Regions from separate parts of the Homo sapiens genome. Here region 1 is linked to region 2. A link is a loop called in an ENCODE intact Hi-C map of the cell type or tissue named here. Cell type or tissue: HCT116. All regions are shown on one strand. Links, peaks and the distances in the headings refer to the core of each region. The heading gives the core; the rest is flanking DNA. Region 1 has its middle 15 kb from the start of MTUS2. Region 2 has its middle 110 kb from the start of SLC7A1.

The links. Peaks named below come from ENCODE experiments on the same cell type or tissue, not always from the same donor. Only the 100,000 strongest peaks of a DNase experiment are listed, where the experiment ranks them.
Region 1: a loop joins it to region 2, with 9 times the contacts of the local background. A loop is called at or near these places in 2 of 110 quality-filtered maps.

The regions. Positions count from the first base shown.
Region 1 is chr13:28,802,362-28,807,740 of GRCh38, forward strand. No RefSeq gene overlaps it. Among named protein-coding and RNA genes, the nearest start is that of MTUS2, 15 kb to the right of the region's middle. In HCT116, for the core only: a CTCF peak has its summit at 3,043 (motif pointing right); a DNase peak (open chromatin) is centred at 3,031.
Region 2 is chr13:29,705,201-29,710,579 of GRCh38, forward strand. No RefSeq gene overlaps it. Among named protein-coding and RNA genes, the nearest start is that of SLC7A1, 110 kb to the left of the region's middle. In HCT116, for the core only: a CTCF peak has its summit at 2,907 (motif pointing left); a DNase peak (open chromatin) is centred at 2,901; H3K27me3 peaks cover 154 bases.

The DNA of each region.
Region 1 (5,379 bases), core at 261-5,260, 900 kb before region 2:
TTTACTACTTGGCAGAGAAATGCCTTTTTGAGATCATAGGTAAAATGCTAGGGGATTGTCATTCTGCTAAGAAAGCCTCTTGCAAGGTCTTCTGTGATGAGGACTTTAGATCTTTAACATAAATAACAGGTAGGGAAACATCAGAAAAACTAGTTTGAATAGATCAGGTTTCCTGAAAAGGATTCTTTGTGTGCTCTACGGCAAATTCTGTGGTAAAATCCATGTGTACACTTTCCAATAGGCTTTGCCATAATAACTAAAGTTTAATCCACTATTAAGTATATAAAAAAAGCAAAGGGAAGCAAATAACATGTTTTTTAAAATACGGAATTTTAGTTATAGCCCTAAATTAATGTCATATTCCCAAGGGACTTATAATGCATTTGAAATTTAAATAGCACAAAGAGGGTTGCAGGCATTTTATTTTACTAATGTTTTCGCCACAGCAAACATAATTGCCTGGGGGAATTTACCACAGGTCTAGGGACAGAATTTATGATTTTGTTTCATTTCCCATAATTTTTGCCACTAGAAAACAAAAAGCAGAGCAATCTCAAATCTCAGTAAAAACAGACTTTCAAGGCAAACTTACAAAAGGAGTGTGCATTATTGAGACAAAAACAGCCAACGCAGTTTATGCCTTTTTTTTCTTTAGGGTGTTAGCTATAGTACTCCAAATTGTAACCAAATTTTAGAAGAACAAAAAGAAGTCCTTCAGCTCTTGAATATTAAAGCCAAAAGTAAATCATAGGCCATTTTCAAGAACGGTAACCAACTATGTAATCTACATTGGAGGAGGCGGTGTTGATGGTATTTAGTAACTGCAGGCAATGTGTCATGAACCCTGCTAAGGGAGGAAAGACAGTTAAGGCTGGCTCTAAGCAACACGGCCAGAAGCTAGAGTGGTCTGCCTTTGGGCCTTTGGTTGTTCTGTTCCATTTTCCCTGCTCAGGATGAAAGGATTACCATTCTCCCTGGAACCAGGTTGGTGGTGGCAAAGCAGCAGCGGAAGGATGAGGAGAAGCTGGGCGGTCCTGAGCCTCTGTATGTGGAGCAGGACTTATGGGGCACACGTACCCAGGAGCTGGGCAGTGTGTTTGAAATGGGGAGGTATGGCTCCCCATCACTGGATGGAGATGCCTGCACACACACCCCCAGCCTTACGCAGATCCAGGACAAAACGCCTAGGAAGACAAAGATCCCATTGATCCTTGATGCCGTGGGTGCTCTTGTGAAAATCGCCCCTTTGCCTTCTATATTATTTCAATCCCTGGTTACGTTTCTAAAAATTATGGTAAAATACACATAAAATTTACCACCGTAACAATTTTTAAACAGTGTTAAGTACATTTACATTGTTGTGCAACAATCACCACCATCCACCTCCAGAACTCTTTCCATTTTGTGAAACTAAAACTTTGTACCCATTAAACATCAACTCCACATTCCCCCTGCCCCCAGCCCCTGGCAACCACCATCCGACTTCTTGTCTCCATCAACTTGACTAGTCTAGGTACCTTGTATGAGTGGAATTGTACAGTATTTGTCTTTTTGTGACTGGCTTATTTCATTTAGCATAATGTCCTCATGGTTCATCCATGTTGTGGCATGTATCAGGATTTTTTTTTTTTTGGCTGAATAATATTCCATTGTAGGGATAGATCATATTTGGTTTATCCATTCACCCATCAGCAGACACTTCGTTGCTTTTCCCTTTTGGCTGGTGTAAATAATGCTACTATTAACATGGGTGTGCGTATATCTGTTTGAGTCCCTGCTTTCCATTCTTTTGGGAATATACCCAGAAGAAAAATTGCTGGAGCATATGGTAGTTCTGTCTTTAGTTTTCTGGGGAGCCTCCACACTGTTTTCTTCAGTGGCTGTACCATCTCATATTCACATCACAGTGCACAAGGGTTCCATTTACCTTGCTTCTGGTCACATTTTATGTGACTGGAACACGTCTGCTTCATTGTAAAGAATACTATCACATCTGGTTACTTTTTTCTCTCTCCTCGAAAGCATCCATCTCATGTCAATTTTTTTCTTATCAACAGCCCAAGTCTCAGTGTGGGTTTTGTTCTGGGAGTGCAGAGGACAGCCAGGTCACCAAGAATATGCCTTAATGTTTATAATTATCATAAATTATATATGTATGGCATTTTTCAGTTTATAAAACACACTTGCATTTATTACATCTTTGATTCCTGTCCTACAAGGGAGGTGACACAGTTTTTCTTATTCCCCTTCCTTTTTGATGGAGAAACTGTGCCTCACAGAAGCTAAGTAACCTGCTCAGGTTATATAGCCAATGTAAGACCAGAAAAAATATCTTCTGGCTTTGACATATTTGGTGCTTTTCCCATCCCACTGTGAGACTTCTCAAGCCAACTCCATAGACACATGCACAGAGACTAGTGTGGTTATTCTCCTTCCAGATTTAGAGAGACTGCATATTCTAGGAAAAAAAAAACTCCTGACTTAAATACTTTAAAATACTATAAAATATCCAATGAATAGCTGTGATGGATGCTGCTTGTGAGATCTCTGCAAATTCCCTTGGTCCCACTGTTTGTTCCAGCTGCTGTTGCAGCAACCGATTTCAAGAGGCTTAGACCAGCCTCATGCCAGTGTAACCAGGCAGTACCCTCACCTTGATTATGCCCTGTGGATCTCTCGCTTTCCTCCCTGAAGAATCTCTGGCATCATGGCATGGGGTACCTGTAGACACTTCTCATCTCTCACACATGCACACTCTAGCTGAGTGGGTGAGTTAAAACTCCTGCACCGCCCTTGACCAATAGAAAATGGAAGCCAGTGGCTAAAAGAGTGTCCCCTTTCATCTCCCAGGAGGATATTTCTGAGACGCATTTTTTAATCTTCCCCAATTTAAATCTTCTAATTTAAAAGTAAACTTTACTGTGGAAAATGCAAACTTGAGGAGGGCAGAAAGATCACACACAAGGCTGCCACTTCACACCTGGAGGGTTGCACAGCGGCTGGGCAGAGGCGCTCCTCACTTCCCAGGCGGTGTGGCCACCAGAGGGCGCTCCTTATGTTTCAGACGGTGCCGCCACCAGGCAGAGGTGCTCTGAGATGCGTTTTATAACATGTTCTTTCAAAGGACCTGGAAAGATCCGATGCCATTCACCTTCTGAGTGGCCAACTCAATAAAGCATCCAATATTTTACATGACCTCCTTCCATGTTCTACAACTGCCTTCTATATAGCTGCTTTTTGGGATCATTTACCCAGTAATCTACTTGAACATGAACTTCCTCTTACACCCCCTCGTTCTCTGCTTTTAGGGCAACCTGTGCTAAGACAGTTCTAGAAGTAGCTCTGGAAAACAGCCCCTCAGGATGGGATTTTGGCTGGATCACTTTCCAGTCAGACAGCAATAAGGACTCCATTGCTAGCATACATTGAGAGTGATAATCCTGGTACGCAGTGGCACCAAAATTAATAAGATTCTCTTGGCCGGGCGCAGTGGCTCACGCCTGTAATCCCAGCACTTTGGGAGGCCGAGGCGGGTGGATCATGAGGTCAGGAGATCGAGACCATCCTGGCTAACAAGGTGAAACCCCGTCTCTACTAAAAATACAAAAAATTAGCCGGGAGCGGTGGTGGGCACCTGTAGTCCCAGCTACTCGGGAGGCTGAGGCAGGAGAATGGCGTGAACCCGGGAAGCGGAGCTTGCAGTGAGCCGAGATTGCGCCACTGCAGTCCGCAGTCCGGCCTGGGCGACAGAGCGAGACTCCGTCTCAAAAAAAAAAAAAAAAAAAAAAAAAAGATTCTCTCATCTGATGGATTAGACTGAGGCAAAAATGGAAATGAAAGCATTGAGATTTGAAGTATGTTTAAAATGTAACAGTTTGGGGAAAATAATTATAAGGATTGTGGCAGAGCTTCCCAGGAGACTGATGGCACAGCCTCAACTGGTCTCCCGTGTCAGAATCAGGGCTCTGATACAAGACAAGAAGGTCCTGAGGTCTTGGATAGGGATGTTAGGGCTGACAAGCCTGAGTATTTTGAATCCCTAGATTTCCTTGAACATCTGGGCTGGTAGAAGCAGGTCATTCCCTCTTGCTAGAGGAGAGAAAACTCCACTTGCTTGATTTCCTGTGTAAATATCACCTAAGGCTTATGCCCCATGACGTGGTGTTGTGCTCTTCAAGATCTGCCCACGTGGTCCCGCCATTGCCTCCATGCTGGTACCCAATGTTGGCTTTCAGCTCGGCCTGAGCAGAAAAATACAGACCCTCCTCCAGGAATAAGAAGCTTATACATACACTCACAAACCTGCATGCCCACACACGTATATACATATATTTTGTGGCAAAACCTTCTCAGGTATGTGTGCTAACCTATTGGCTAATGTGGTGCTGTGTGGTCAATAGCTAAAATATATTGGTCCAAGAACCACAGAACAGAAGAAGGAGTAGGTCCTCTCATCAATACTCCCAGTGACCCACTCATAATGTGTGCTTCCTCTGAAACCTTGGACTTTGCTGGATTAGAGGCTCTGATCACTGCAATAGTTCCAAAGAACTTGAAGGTACAACTACCATCTGGTCACTTTGAGCTTCCCATGCCAATAGACCAGCAGGCAAAGAAAGTAGTTATTATTCTGGCAGGAGATGTTGATCCTGGTTATCGTGAGGAGCTACAATTGTTGCTGCGCAAGGTGGGCAGGAGTATGCCAGAATGCAGGGGAGTGCTTCCATGACCAGCAACAGCAATGAATGGGCAATTGAAGAGGTCATGGCTAAACAGAGACAAGGCCACTAAGGGGCCAAGCCCCACCTGACAAGTAAACTAGCCTGGCCAAAGTCTTGGCAGAGGTAAAGAAAATCTGGAATGGAAAATAGAGGAGGAAAATGTTCATTATCAGTTACCTTCTAGGCACCAGGCACAACAGAAGAGGCTGTAGCTTGGTCCTCTAACCCACTGGTATTAAGGCTTTTTAGAGATTACTGCTGGCTGCCACTGAGAATGGAACTATTTTACGAATTGAGTTTAGTAGGAAGCACAAGAGATATGAGCGACGCAAGGAGATGTATCTGTGATGCATTTTATAAGAGCCCAGCAAGATCAAGCATAAGTCATCTGGAGCAGTGGCTAACTTGATAATGAATTTTAATATTGTTTTTCCCCCCTTCACTCATGTCTTTTTGCTGTTCCCTGGGATCATTTCCCAAATAAATTACCTGCACATAAGATTTTGTCTCATGGTCTGCATTTAGGAGAACTCAGGCCATAATGACACATTTAAATGCATAGCTAAATTCACAAGAAAGTAAGCCAGGCACTAAAAGAAAAAGAGAAAGATGAGGCCAGAGTGGTAAGTAAGTGGGTACAGTACTCAATAAATAGATG
Region 2 (5,379 bases), core at 277-5,276:
AGGCAGTGGGGACCAGCTAGGGACAACTTCACGGGTGCATTTTCGCATGCAATGACAGAGCTGAAGTGGTCAGCAAAATTAGCTTAAAATAAGAGCACGATGCTACAACAAGGGGCAACCTTGATGAAGGCAGTTTGCCCCGCACAGTTCCATGGGTTGGCTATCCCTGTGAAAATGTGCATCCCCCAGAGGCTGACCTAGCATGGCAGGCCTGGGACACTGATGTGGGTCAGTGTAGTGGGTTGAATCATGGCCCCCAAAAAGATATGGCCAAGTTCTAACCTGTGACTGTGACCTTATTTAGAAAAAGTGTCTTTACAGATGTCATTAAGTTAAGGATCTTGAGATGAAATCATCCTGGATTTAGGGTGGGCCCTAAGTCCAATGACAGGTATCCTTATTAAGAGAAAGTTGGGAGAGATTTGATGCACAGGGGAGAAGGCTGCCTGAAGAAGGAAGCAGAGACTGGAGTGATGCAGCCACAAGCCAATAAGCCTGGAGCCACCAGGAGCTGAAAGAGGCAAACAGGGATTATTCCCTAGAACCTTCAGAGGAAGTGTGACCTTTCTGATACCTTGATTCCCAACTGTTGACTTCCAGAACTGTGAGAGAATGAATTTCTGTTGTTTTAAGTCACTCAATTTGTGGTCATTTGTTACAGTAGCCCCAGAAAACTAATAAAGAGAGCACTGCTCTTGTCTTGGGCCTGTTTTACTATTTATACTTCCCCCACCCCAGAGTAACAAGTTATGCACTTACAGTGAGAAATGCACTGAGAAGGGGAGGCCACCACCTGCTCAGGGCATTCTGCCTCTGTAGACAGTTCCAGGGCAGAAAATCAGATGCTGGTGTTGGTCGACATTCAGAATGTTCTCCTGGCCCAGGTGCTGGGAGGGAATCTCCCTCCTGACTCTGGGGACAGACTTGCTGGGTGGCTTCTGGAGGTTTAACCAGCACCCCAGCTCCCTGTGTGTGGGGAGAAGGGGAGGTGAGCCTGGCTTCCCTGACTTCCACCCTTTTCTCCATGCCTTTGGCCTACAGAGCAAGCCATCCTGTGGATTCTCACTGCCCTTCTCCAAACAGGGCATGGCTAGGACCCCTCATACTCTATTATCACCAGAGGCTGCATTTCCTCCTTGAGTCAGCTTGAGTTTTGGATGTTTCCAATGTCTTTGGTGACATGTTTACCAATAATTCTTCTTAGTTATTTCTCACAGATGGCTAATCCTTTATGGGTAAATTTTTCTAGTTTCACTCTAAGAACATTTTCCAAGTCCTTGAGAAGCAAGGGAGGCACCACATGGCCAAGACTCACACTCTCTGGCAAGAGGGCTGGTGGTGCTCAGGGAACTCGACAGCCACTGGGAGAGCTGGGCCCCTAACATGAGCTGCAGAGCCATAAACAAGATGCAAAGCAATGGCCTTTGGTTGGTATTTAATATCAGGAAGATTCATCCTTACTACTCTTTTTTCTCTGTGTGAGTGGATAAGTGAGTATGTGTGTGTGGTGTGTGTATTGAGGTGTGGGTCAGACACTAGCCACCACAGTGTTTGGCTTTCTCCAGCTGTAAATATAAGGAAGAGACTTTGAAAGTCTCATTGTTTTTTCCTTTCCATTCTAAAATCCTAAGATCCTATGGAACATGTCTCAGGAGAATTTAAAACAAAAAATAAGGAATTCACAAGCACTTTCAACTGTTCAAGCTTATGCGGGAACTCTAAACCCACAGGAAAAAGAAACTTTTCAACTCCTCCTCATCAATTCACTGTTATAACACCCGACCCTCTCAGCAGAATGTGCTACTGTGAGCGACTCGCACTGGACAACATCATAAGCTCTTTTGATTTGTCCTTACAACATTTGTCCTTGAGCAACCTTGCACGTGGCAAGACTGCTTCCCACAGAGGGGATGCCTGCGGATGTGTTAGTGTTTCACCGCCAGCCCTGGGTGGTAGTTGCCAGGCTTCGTCTTCTGAAGAACAGCATTCCCTTGTTTGTCTGGCTCTCCCATTGACTCCTAACTGCCCTCTTTTCCTGCTGATTTCCTTGCACACAACGAGTATTTCCTTGCAATAAAGGGAAAAATAGACAAGTATGTGAAACACAGAAAACTATATGACGAGCAGCTCAACAGAAGATGCATTCAGTTCCATTTCTTCCATTCCTGGATTCACCTGTGGCCCCAGCAGCCCCATCTCTGACTCTCAAAACATCAAATGGACACTCTCACCTGAAGACATGGTGGCCTAAAGTGCTGGCCCTCTGTAGGAGGGTTTTGATCTCATTTTTGCTCTGTTCCTTCTTTGCTTTGTCTCCTCTGTTTTTGTGGACTTGGTTTGGGGAATGGGGTGGTGTGAAGAGGTGCAAGTTCCTGGAAATTGTCCTCTCTGCCAAGCTAGTGAGACCTGCTTGGGCCTTGTCCGTACCTAGCTCTATCCGGCTGAAAGACCAGGCCAGGCACAGACTCCACTGTGTGGTGTACAGGAGTTCATGTGTAACTCTTGTTTCCAAGACTCACTAGGCAAAGGCCAGAGATAAAGCCTCAGAACACTGTGGCCCCGCTCCTGTCTGGTTTTCCCACATTCCCTCCTACTCTCACATGCCCTCTCTGTCCAGGCACTGTGTGCAGGCCCTTGGGGATAGACCAGTGAGCAAACCCAACACAGATCCTATCCTCTATCCACTCAAGGGGTTGGTTTTCCTTTTGTGATGCTGGGGAAATGCCCAAGCAGGGAACAGGTTTGTCTCCTCCCTTCGCTGAATGTGTGGATACTGGGGCTCAAGTCCTGCCCCGGCTCCACCTCTGTCTGCAATGAGGAGAGAACTCCATCACCTCCAGAGAGGCCCCGGCCCCAGACCCAGCCTTGTTCTGAAGGTGTCTAGCACCCTCTGTTGGTGACCCAGACCAAATGCCCTGGGCCTTGGGTTGGGACACAGGCTACCCCAGGGAACCTTATCAGCTCATCTGAACCCTGTGTGTTGTGCATCTGTCCAACCACATACTCCTGAGCGCCAGACTCTGTTCTAGGGGGTGAGGATATACAAATGTGCAGGGTTAATGTTTAGTTTCCTCACACGTTTCAACTCCCTTCTTTTGAAGGAGGATCCCAATGCTGGGAGATGGATCAGGAACAGGGCTCATTCTAGGTCCCATAATCCCTTTCAAAGCACTAGGCTGAGAGGTCTAAGCATCAAGAGGCCCCTCAGTGGCTGTCCTGTGTTCCCTAGAGTTCCTGACCTCAGAGGGCAGATCTGGCCCCACCCCTGTGCTACCTGCGGAATCATGGGCTCAATTCCTCTGGGGAGGCTGAAACTCCTGCTCCCCCCCACGCCTACCTTCACACACATCCTATAACTCCTCTCTTCTTCTCCCTAAATGGGAACTCAGTGGCATTGGACATGACTGGGCAAGGGTGAGTCCCTATCAGAATCCTCCGTCTTCTTCCTTCCAGCCAAGCCGTCATTGCTGGGCTCTTTATGTACCTGATGTTCCTGCTGGTCCCCCGGCCAGCTCCCCTGCCATTTAAAGGCCAACGCACACACCTTGATGTTCAGCAATGACTGTGGGAAACTCACGCTCCCTTTCTTGCTCCAACAAGGTCATAAAAATACAGTTGTATGCAAGAGGCTGGCCCTGCAGATCCCCGCATGTGCCACCACATCCTTCAAATGAATCAGCTGTTTCAGAGGGACCAGCCCTGAGAGGGTAGAGTGCTCATGAGCAGAAAGACAGAATGCAAGCTTTTTGTTTGTTTGTTTGTTTTCCCTTTGTGGGATTTATGTAGTTTAACTTTTTTTTTAACTTTTGTTTTAATAGAACAGCTTTGTTGACCTATAATCTATGTGCCATCCCATGTGCCCATTTAACATGTACAATTCAATGGTTTTTAGGATATTCACAGAGTCATGCAGCCATCACCACAATCAATTTTAGAACATTTCTCTCACCCCAAAAAGAAATCTCATACCCATTAGCAATCATTTCCCATTTCCCCCAGGAACCCCCAGCCCCTGGCAACCACTAATCCACTTTCTGCCTCTATGGATTTGCTTATTCTGGACATTTCATATAAATGAGATCACACAACATGTGGCCTTTTGTGTCTGGCTTCATTCACAAAACAAGATTTTGCTCCTTATTTTCACTGCACTTTAATCAGAGTGACCATATAATTTATCATCCAAGCTGGGACACTTTTAGAGGGAAAGGGATGCTCTTAATACTTATGCTGTGACAACCAGCATAAACCGGGGCTGCCCGGATGAGAACTTACTTCCTTCTACTGAAATGGTTAATAATCCACACCTCCCACCCACTCTGCAGCTACCTGCCTTCCCCTCCCTAAGTCAAAATCAACAAATAAATCACTCTCAGTAACCTCAGGTCTTGCCAATACCCGAAAGTTAATGTACTTCCAGAGTTGCTAATGCTCTGTTTACGGCTGAAGCATGCTTATGATTTATGGGAGAAATAAGACTAATTTCCCCCAAAGAGACGAGAACTAGCCGTTTTATTTTTCATTTTGGAAGCACGAAATTTGACTGCATGGGGTGCAAACTGTGAAAGAAAGCGGATACAGAAAACAAAGCTGTTATAACAAATGTGGGAAGGATGTTGTGAACTATGGGCCATCAGAAGGAGACTGCAGGAGGCTTAATTGGACGGGTCATGCGTCGCAGCTCTGAAAAGGGCAACGTGATTATTTATTGTTGTGCTCTTAATGCACCTGGCTCAATGTCACCTCTCACTGCGATGCTCTCTCCCAGGCTGTTTTTGACACTCTGAAAATTGCTTCAGTGTTTGTAAGTAAATACAAAATGTATAATTTTTTAATTATAGGTATCTGTCGGGTGCAGATAGAAGTTAAGCCTGCTTGGCAACACCCTCTGTCACTCACCGCCGGCAAATGAGCCTGAGAAGCAATTCAGCAGCAGACATTTTTAACTATTGATTCCCTCCTGGATGCAGCAAGGCTTGATCAAATAAGGAAATCTCTCTATCACCAAACATAGTATTGAGGGCCCACCACATGCAAGATACTCTACCACACCCTGCCAGCACTGCAAACAGAATGTATTTAGGCTGCCTTGGAATGGCACCGTGCAAAAGGAAAAATTATATATAGCAACCAAGAAATCATCTTTCCCTAATCTGTCTCTGATGAGACCTCTGCATCAGCCTTGAGCCTAAATTCTCTAAGAAATCCACTGATTTTTCTATGAATTGTTTGTGTTCTGAATTCACTAATAAAGCCAATTTGGACCACCTATCCCAGTGTGGTCAGGGATTGCCCCATGTGGAAGGTGGTTGGGTTCTTGCTGTTTAGGGGCAGGCTCTGTCCTGGGAGCTGGATGTTGGGTCTAGACAACTCCAAGCC